Regions from separate parts of the Mus musculus genome. Here region 2 is linked to region 1. A link is a loop called in an ENCODE intact Hi-C map of the cell type or tissue named here. Cell type or tissue: heart. All regions are shown on one strand. Each heading gives the region's core, and the rest is flanking DNA. Links, peaks and the distances in the headings are about the cores only.

The links. Hi-C counts contacts between places; a loop is a spot of excess contacts. Peaks named below come from ENCODE experiments on the same cell type or tissue, not always from the same donor. Only the 100,000 strongest peaks of a DNase experiment are listed, where the experiment ranks them.
Region 2: a loop joins it to region 1, with 4 times the contacts of the local background. A loop is called at or near these places in 1 of 42 quality-filtered maps.

Annotation. Positions count from the first base shown.
Region 1 is chr17:45,570,999-45,575,338 of GRCm38, reverse strand. It overlaps Hsp90ab1 (heat shock protein 90 alpha (cytosolic), class B member 1), which reads left to right and starts at 2,078. Exons shown (of 11, transcript NM_008302.3): 1 at 2,078-2,172; 2 at 3,428-3,574; 3 at 3,720-3,926; 4 at 4,162-4,321. The coding sequence starts at 3,428. Gm35399 (a long non-coding RNA gene) reads right to left here and starts at 2,024. Exons shown (of 2, transcript XR_385595.1): 1 at 1,943-2,024; 2 at 549-1,842. In heart, for the core only: a CTCF peak has its summit at 2,520; DNase peaks (open chromatin) are centred at 1,048, 1,428, 2,018 and 2,738; H3K4me3 peaks cover 3,810 bases; H3K27ac peaks cover 3,069 bases.
Region 2 is chr17:46,200,020-46,204,359 of GRCm38, reverse strand. Polh (polymerase (DNA directed), eta (RAD 30 related)) reads left to right here and starts at 1,719. Exons shown (of 11, transcript NM_030715.4): 1 at 1,719-1,963. Xpo5 (exportin 5) reads right to left here and starts at 1,549. Exons shown (of 32, transcript NM_028198.3): 1 at 1,335-1,549. The coding sequence starts at 1,439. In heart, for the core only: a CTCF peak has its summit at 1,760; a DNase peak (open chromatin) is centred at 1,639; H3K4me3 peaks cover 3,066 bases; H3K27ac peaks cover 2,069 bases.

The DNA of each region.
Region 1 (4,340 bases), core at 252-4,251:
TTGCTGGGGGACAGCCAAAGGGAAACTGCAGAGGAGAGGTTCCTGGCCTGCTTCAGACTAGGGTTCCAGCAAGAGAGAGTACACTCCTGTCCCCATTCTACTTTCAGAACAGGAATGGCCCTGGGTTTAGTGACCCCATTATTCACAGAGACCTTCATTTTCCTGTCCATGAAATATACAGAGTAGCTTTCAACCATTCAGAGGCCAAGGAGAGGTAGTCAGTGCTGTTTGTGAACTAGGGAATCCAGGATTGGTGGGTCTTAGGGAAACACTACCCTGGAGCTAAATGTCCAGCCCAGGGATCAGCTAGGCTCCTTTTGCTGAGAGGGTTTGAGTGTTGAAGTTTCTGGTTTCAGATTAGGAATCAATGCAACACCCTAGGGCCTTCTGAGCAATCCTACCCAGTGTCTCCTCATATATTGATTTCTTTATGGGCTTCACACACACACACACACACACACACACACACACACACACACACACACAGAATTAAGGAGAGGCTAACAGACAGTGCAGGATGGGATGATAACAGACGAAGTAGACAGAGGCAAGGAGAAAGCAACTACTGTTTAACAATGAATGCACATTAGACAGACTGCAGGCAAGCACCGGGAACAAAGGTGTGGGCGGTGGTGTGGGGACACAAGCCAGCATGAGCTAAGATAGCAGAGCACTGAGTGCCCATCCTCTACTGGAGGGCTCATCAGTCCAACAAGCTTCCAGATGCAGCCTTGGAAAAAGGCAAGGCTAGATTGCCAGCTGAAGGACATGGCAGGCCACCTTTAGAACAGAGGCACTGGCACAACTTGGTTTTCTGGCTCCTGGAACTGGGCCAACCTGTGACCAGCACCTTCATGCGGATGCCTAGAACTCCAGCTTCTCTGAAAAGACTGGGACCTGCTCCTCTCTAGGTCCAAAGAGCTGCATGCAGTAGGGAAGAGGCTAGAGAAGCGAAACCAGCTTGAGAAACAGCTTGTGCTCACATAGGGAGGGCGCACGTACCCGCGCGCTGTGTACGTGGGAGACCGGGGAGGCTGAGGGGTGGGGAGTGTTCTACCCAGTAGCGCAAGCTGCTAGCTCGGTTCTCTGTTCACTAGAAGGTGTCCGCAGTCACTCACCCCCACAGCCCCCGTGCCCTGTGACCGATCCAGGTCAGCTATCCCTCCCTCTGCGCTCCACTCCCCCACTGTTATGTGGGCCTCTTAGGGCCACGCGTGGAGGGTCGTTCAACCCTGGCCCACGGTAGGCAGACTTGGGGAAAATTTCTTCCCAGGGTAAGATCAAGGTAGGGGAAAAAAAAAAAAAAAAAAAGCCACCCAGCCAAGCGGCGACGAAGACACTGCCCCCGCCGCAGCAGGGGAGGTGGAGCCTAGGGGGGAGGGGTGGAGACCGCCGAGACAGGCCTAGAAACTGCTGGAAGAAATCGCAGCACCACCGCTGCTGATCCTTCCGCCGCAGGCCGCCAAAGAGTCCCTACCAGCCCAGGCCCGTGCCCCTCCCCTCGGGGAAAGCGGCTCCCAGCCTGAAGCTGTGCTGTACCCGGGAGGGTGGGGATGGGGGAATCGGGGGCCTCCTTAAAGTTGGACAAGGAATTTATCATCCTTTTCTCTTGATGTGCGATTTGTAGGGAACATTCTAGTAAGATCGGGTCTGGAAATGGCAGCCGAGTTGGCCACCTCCATTCTCTTTCAGTCCCCTGAGTTCTGGACTCTTGGGGGGTGGGGGGGTGGAAGCGCCTACCTTGAGTTTTCTGAGGCAGTCCGTAGGGTATTCGCCCGCAGATACATCCCTAATTGCATATGCATGCTCCCTGCTCATCTTGAGGGGGGACATGTCCTACTCCTGCAGAAATGGGGGATGTGCAAAACGATATTGAATTGGCCTTGACTCAGGAACCAGGCCCGGGGTCCCGCTCCTCCCCGCCCCCTCCACGATCTGCTACCATGACGTCAAGGTGGGCGGGCGGCGGCAGGTGCGTGGCCCGCAGCCACTCCTTTAAGGCGGAGGGATCCAAGGGCGGGGCCCGGGCTGTGCTTCGCCTTATATAGGGCGGTCGGGGGCGTTCGGGAGCTCTCTTGAGTCACCCCCGCGCAGCCTAGGCTTGCCGTGCGAGTCGGACTTGGTCCGGGCCCACCACCCTGCTCTGTACTACTACTCGGCTTTCCCGTCAAGGTAAGGCCGGGGTCTCTCGTCCCCGGCGGCTCTCCGGGGGCTTCTTCCCGGGGTCCCAGCCTCCATCTCATCTGTCCCAAAGCCTCCTTCCCCGGCGGGGCAGCCTGTGGAGATAACGTGTCTAGAGGTTAGAGGTTCGGGCTGTACCCCGGCGGGCTTGCACGCGAGGCTCCCCGGGGCGGGTGGATTCCCCGGAGCGTGGGGTGGGGGTGCGGCCCGGCCAGGTGGTGGGCGGCCGCACGTGGTAGTCGCCGACCCGGGACGCTGCCATGTTTGCCCTCCACTTCCGGGCGCGGCTGCAGGGTCCGCGCGGTGGCGGGCTGCTCTGCGTGACTCAGCAAGGCCTGGGGAGGTTGGCCTGGCTGCCTCCCCCGGACGCCGCCGGTACCAACGTGCTTGATTTTGGGGAGGGGTGCACAGCAGGGACGCCGGAACCCACCGCGCTTTCCCTTTCCAGATCTTTCTGCCCTCCCAGTGGAGGGCGGGGGAGGAGAGACAGAGCAGGCACGAGAAGATTCCTAGGTCCCTCCCTTTCTCCTCCCCTCCCCGGAGCTCAGATTGTTCTGGAAGCCTGGGCGCCCCGCCCCAGTGCCCGGATGCTGGGGCGGTGGGAGGGTTTCAATGGCGCCCCCTCCCCGTGTGGCTCCTGCCGACGCATGTCCGGCAGTGACGAGGGTCGTTGGACGGCTGGGCCACCATTTTACTTGGGTTCCGGCCTATGCAAGTCTGCACAGTGAGTGGTCACGGTGGAGCTCTTGATTTCTTTGTCCTGATTTAATTGCCCCGTGAGCGCCTCCCAGACTACAGCTTCAAGGTTCTCTTGCCCTGCTGGGTGGAATAAAATAAAAATTAAAAAAGACTGCTTTTTCTGTTAAAGTTGTTCCTCACCCCAATGAGGAGATTGTAGTTAAGGGGTGTGAGTACCAGGGGTTGCTTGAGGTTCTTTTTTATGTATTGTTAACTTAGTCTGGATTTTTACCATATTGCCAGGTGTTCTGTTCAGAGTCAGTGAGCTATGCACTGAACATGCCAATGTTCAAGAGTTTGACTTTTGGGCATCTGTTCTGGAAAACCCATCTTTTAGGTTTTTTTCTGTCATTTTTGTCTTGGCCATTGTAGCTTAAATGTCCTTTTTTAAAGAAAATGGCTGCTCTTGTCTCTTTGGGTTGGATACTTTCCCAGACTAAAGAAGTTTGAGCTGGATATTAAAATGTGTGTCTATAATGGTCCTTAGTAGTAATTCTTTCATTCTTAGATGCCTGAGGAAGTGCACCATGGAGAGGAGGAGGTGGAGACCTTTGCCTTTCAGGCAGAAATTGCCCAGCTCATGTCCCTCATCATCAACACTTTCTATTCAAACAAGGAGATTTTCCTCCGCGAGTTGATCTCTAATGCTTCAGATGTGAGTATTCTGTTGTTGAATTTCTAAGGCTTCACGGAAGTGTGTGTGTGTGTGGGAGTGATTGAGAAGAACAGTTCAGTTGATGTTGAAGGGGGAGGGACTGTTTGGAAAAATAAAATAATCTGGCTTTTTGCGTTTACTACAGGCCCTGGACAAGATTCGATATGAGAGCCTGACGGACCCTTCTAAGTTGGACAGTGGGAAAGAGCTGAAAATTGACATCATCCCCAACCCTCAGGAGCGCACGCTGACTTTGGTGGACACAGGCATTGGCATGACCAAGGCTGACCTCATTAATAACCTGGGAACCATTGCTAAGTCTGGCACGAAGGCGTTCATGGAGGCTCTCCAGGTGTGTGGCCTTTCATCCACACCGTCCTCTAATTTGTTACTGCTTAAGTTAAAATTTGTCTGTCTAGGGTATTACATATTAGGACACTTATTAGAAAAAAAGTACAAGTGGTTGGTCAGGACAGCTTTGACCCCTAGATCTCTGGACATTGAACTGATTGTTACCTTGCGCAGCAGATGGTTATACTTGGCCAAGAACCATGTTGCTGATCCTCTTTACTTCAAACCCTTTGCAGGCTGGTGCAGACATCTCCATGATCGGGCAGTTTGGTGTCGGATTCTACTCGGCCTATCTAGTTGCAGAGAAAGTGGTTGTGATCACGAAGCACAATGATGATGAGCAGTATGCCTGGGAGTCGTCTGCGGGTGGCTCCTTCACCGTCCGGGCAGACCATGGTGAGGCAGCAGGCTACAT
Region 2 (4,340 bases), core at 127-4,126, 630 kb before region 1:
AGGATTTGCCTAGACGGGCTGGTGAGTCCACTCAGGGATTTATTTTATCAGTCTCTTCCTCCCCTCCACCTGGATTCCAGTCCTCAGCCATAAACAGGCACCAAAAGCTCCACCCTCTATGCCATCTCCCAGGGCTCTTCTGCTTACTTTGTCTGAGAGAGGAGGTCTTACTAAGTCACTCTGATAGCTGCCTGACTTTGTATCCCCTGCCTTAGTCTTCCCAGTAGCAGGGGTTACCTGCTGTCCTTTTAGCTGTATTTTTAAGATGCGAAAATCTAGATTAGTAATACTGACACTCTCCATTTAGATATTAGTCATGTTAATACTAAACTGGATCTAAGAGAGTACAAAAAAAAATGCTAGAGATATACCCATACAAGTTGAATGTCAACCCCTAGAATTAGCTTTCAAAACTAAGGGTGCCAGGAGGAGTCAGTGAACAAGCAAATCTGTGTATCATCTGAGTTTAGGTCACAGGCCTATTCGGGATCACTCTGGTGCTCTGTTTCTTTGCCTATGTAAAATTCTTCACAATCAAAGACAAAGCAAACAGAGTTGTTTGATTCCAAATCCTGTGCCACATACATCTATATGTTGGCGCTTACTCTAATAGAGAGAAGCTCTGTTGAAGGTATTAGCGTTCCCAAATAGCAAAAGCTGAACTAGACCCTGGCGCAGAGAGCACCCGGGACGCAAGAGAATTACTTCCAGGAAACCAAAGTGCCCCGGTGCAAATAAATGCAAAGCCGGTGGTAAAGCTCGTCTTCGCGCAAAAACAGCCGGAGACTATCTCACAGGTATAAACGAGGAAGGAGCGTCACAAATTAGCCCAGAGATGGCCAAGACTCGAAAGATAGAGGTATGTAAGGATGTAAGAAAATGGACACACGGGGATCTAGAATCAGCACAAGTCTGGAGTGATCAGCAGGGAAGAATGAAGGTGGCACTGGGGCAGGAATTTGCACGTGCGCTCCCGGAACGCCAGGGAATGTGGGGTTTGCCCCGGCGTCAGAGCCGGCACAGCCTGCGTGGGTGGAGACCGCGGTGTGATCTAGAGTGAAGAGAAGTGAGGAGTGGGCAAAAAAGCCACTGAGACATGGCGAGGAGATGTGCAACAGTTAGGGACCCTTGCGTGTGATGCAAAGGCAAGCGCGCAGGCAAGAAAAGACTCAAGTGGGAGGAGGTGAGGGCCGCGACCAGAAGCCACCCTCCCCACGGGCAGTGGGAAGATCAAAGGCCGCATAGGCAGGAGACAAACTGAGTTTGGAGAGGCCGTGAGGGAAGCCTGGGATAGGGTTCTCGGGGCAGGCCCAGGCCGCCAGGACCCCAGCTACCTTGAGGGCTTCCAGCCGGTAGCGCTGGGTAGAGCTGGGGTCCATCATGACCGTCACCGCTTTCACTAGCTCCTCGCACAGCGCGTTCACTTGCTCCATCTCCATGGCTAGAGCCGGGAACCCCACCGGCGTCCCGGGAGCACGAGGTTACGCACAGTTCCCCTGGCGGGACCACACGTTGATACCGGGCCGCGGCGGGCTGGGGGTGGGGAAACGGGAGGGAGGAGCGTGAGTCCCAGAAGTTGGAGCTGGGAAGAACCCAGCGCTGCGCATGCGCCGGAGCCGCCACGGCGCATGCGCGCGCGGAAGTGGCCGCTTCGGGTGACGGCCGCGCCTGGCGGGGCGGGGCTGGGGAACGGAAGTTCCGCGGTGCGCAGGCGCGTCAACCGTCCCTCGCGGCGCGCGCGGTGCTGAACTCCAAATTTCCTCTGGGCTTGCTGTGGGGCGTAAACCTGCAGGCTGGAAGGGCTGTTGGCTCGGCGGGAGCCTAGGGCTACCTACTCGGATCTGTGTTATCAGATTACACTCACTTGCTCCTGGGAAGGCGACGACGACATCTAGACGCTGTCATTGGACTCCGCCCGGAGCCCGCAGCTTCGCTCTTGGCAGTTTTGACAGGTGTCGCCTTGGTAAGGACATTAAAACACGGCTCGGGATCGCTATATCGGATGGCTTTTGAAGCCTTGGCTGTCGCTTTTACTTGGGGGTGACTGGGCCGAAATGAAAAGCATGCTTACTGGGAGAGAAGGCTCTAAGAGTGTCTCTAAGGAGAGTTTTCTTGTAGAAAGAGTTTTTCTTGTAATTTTTAAACCTTCCTCTTCACTGGTCCATATTTTCTCGTGCGTCTTACTACACGACCGACTCCCAAACGTGCTTTTGTACAGAATGGGATGAACTGAGATGTTGGAAAACGCATCCCAACTATACCTCTGGGAGGCTGAGGCAGGAGGATTGCTTCCAGTTTGAGGCCAGACTGAGCTGCAAAGTGAGACCCTGCCTCACGAAACAAAACCCATCCCAAATTTACGTAGTCTTTTACGTTTTGGCATTGTGCAGACTTTGCCAATACATAAAAGTACGAAAGGAACACATAAAAGACTTAAGGCTGTATCATCTCTTATCCTGCATATGTTTTAGGAGGTGTTTTTCCACTTAGTAAATTGTTGCCCTTAAATCACAGCTTCGCTTCCAGTTTTACCTCTGATATTTATATTGAATATGGTACTTATCCTGTATTGATTGCGACAATACATTTGCCACCTTCTAGCTTTATCTGTTCCAGTACTACAGAAAAGCCACGCCAGAGCACAAGGACGCCTGACTTAAGTGTAAAAGGTTTCTAAACGTACGATCATTTTGTTTTAGGTGAGGGGCGAGATTTGTAAGGTGTTAATGCTTTGAACATTCAGTATCTTCTTAATTATTTTCTTTACAGTAATTTTGCAGCTTTGTAGTAGTAGTTGCTTGGCACTGTTTTCAATGTGATTGTTTATTTGAAAAATAACTGTTTAAAGTTACAGTTGGGTGCTAGCTCACTCATCTGTATAACCTGTTTCTTGTATTTAAATCATGAATTTCCTGTGTTTCTGTAAAGTATTATTTGTGATAGGCCATTGGTATGCAAAGCTACTGCACATTGGAATTGTCTCGAGAGCCTTTAAGACTGTCTGCGTCATCTCAGCGTTTGGTGGGAGGAGCAAGCAGCTCGGGGCTCATCCTTGGATGCAGAGCAAGTTTTGAGGCCGATTTGGACTACATGGCATTCAGAACCATTCTTGAAAACAAAAAAAGAAATTGCACAAATAGAAAATCACTAAACATCACAAAGTAGTCCTCACAGGTCGGATCTATTCATAGTTGCATAGTTATTGAAAATTTGCAGAGAAACGGGATATTTACATAGTGTTAGATTATCTTCTTCATTTATGTGTGTCTGTGTTTTCTTCCTACTTTCTATGTAACCCAGTCTGGCCTTGAACTTCAAACCTTTTTGTCTTAGCCTCTTGAGTGCTAGAACTTAAGATCTGTGCCACCATGCTCCATAGCCAAATGTTTCTAAAAAGTATTTCAAGATTTGAAATTTGCTTTTTATGGTGGCACACACCTTTAGCCCCAGTACTCAGGAGGCAGTTTGGTCTACAGAGTGAGTTACAGGGTAGCTAGAGCTACTCAGGGAGACCCTGTCTCACCGACACCCCCAACTCTTCATGAATGCTATGATATTACATATATTTATTATCTTTCCAAATTCACAGAATAATTTGGAATTTCCAGATTCCAGGATGCCCTTCCTGGCATATGACCAATTTATGCCATTACATACGTAGACATGCACACAGAGACACTTGCTAAGGTTTAAAGTTGTGGACTTGAGAATGCTAGGAAAGAGCTCTAAAGTTGAGCAACACTCCCCAAATACTCCAAATTGTAACACCTGGAACTGTGTGAATAGATAACTTGTATCTTTTAGAGAATGATGGGAAGTGTCCAGGTGCTTTCATTGCATGCTTTTTTTTCCTGAATATTTTCACTCTGAGGTTGATTGATACAGAACATTTTCTTCTCTTTTCCCTAAATCTATGTTTGAGATCTGCCAATCAACTAGAATACTCCTTGGTCCTCTCCCCGTAGTGATGTACATTGTTGGTGTTTTGTTCTCTGGTTTTAATTTTCATTTCTCCGTGATGGATGATGCTAAGTCCATTGTTAGGCACTGTGGTAGTTTGGGTGAAAACAGACCCGTAGACTTGTATGTCTGAATACTTGGTCCTTAGTAGAACTGTTTGGAAAGAATTAGAAGAATGGCTTTGTTGGAAGAGCTGTTTTTAAGGTTTCAGAAACCCACCCCGAAGCCCAGTTTGCTCTCTCTGCCTTTGGATCAAGATATAAAGTTCTCAATGACTGCTCCAGTACCATGCCTGTCTTCCTGCCATGATGATCATGGACTAACCCTCTAGAACTGTAAGCAAGCTCCCAGTTAAAGGCTTTCTGCTGCCTTGGTCATGA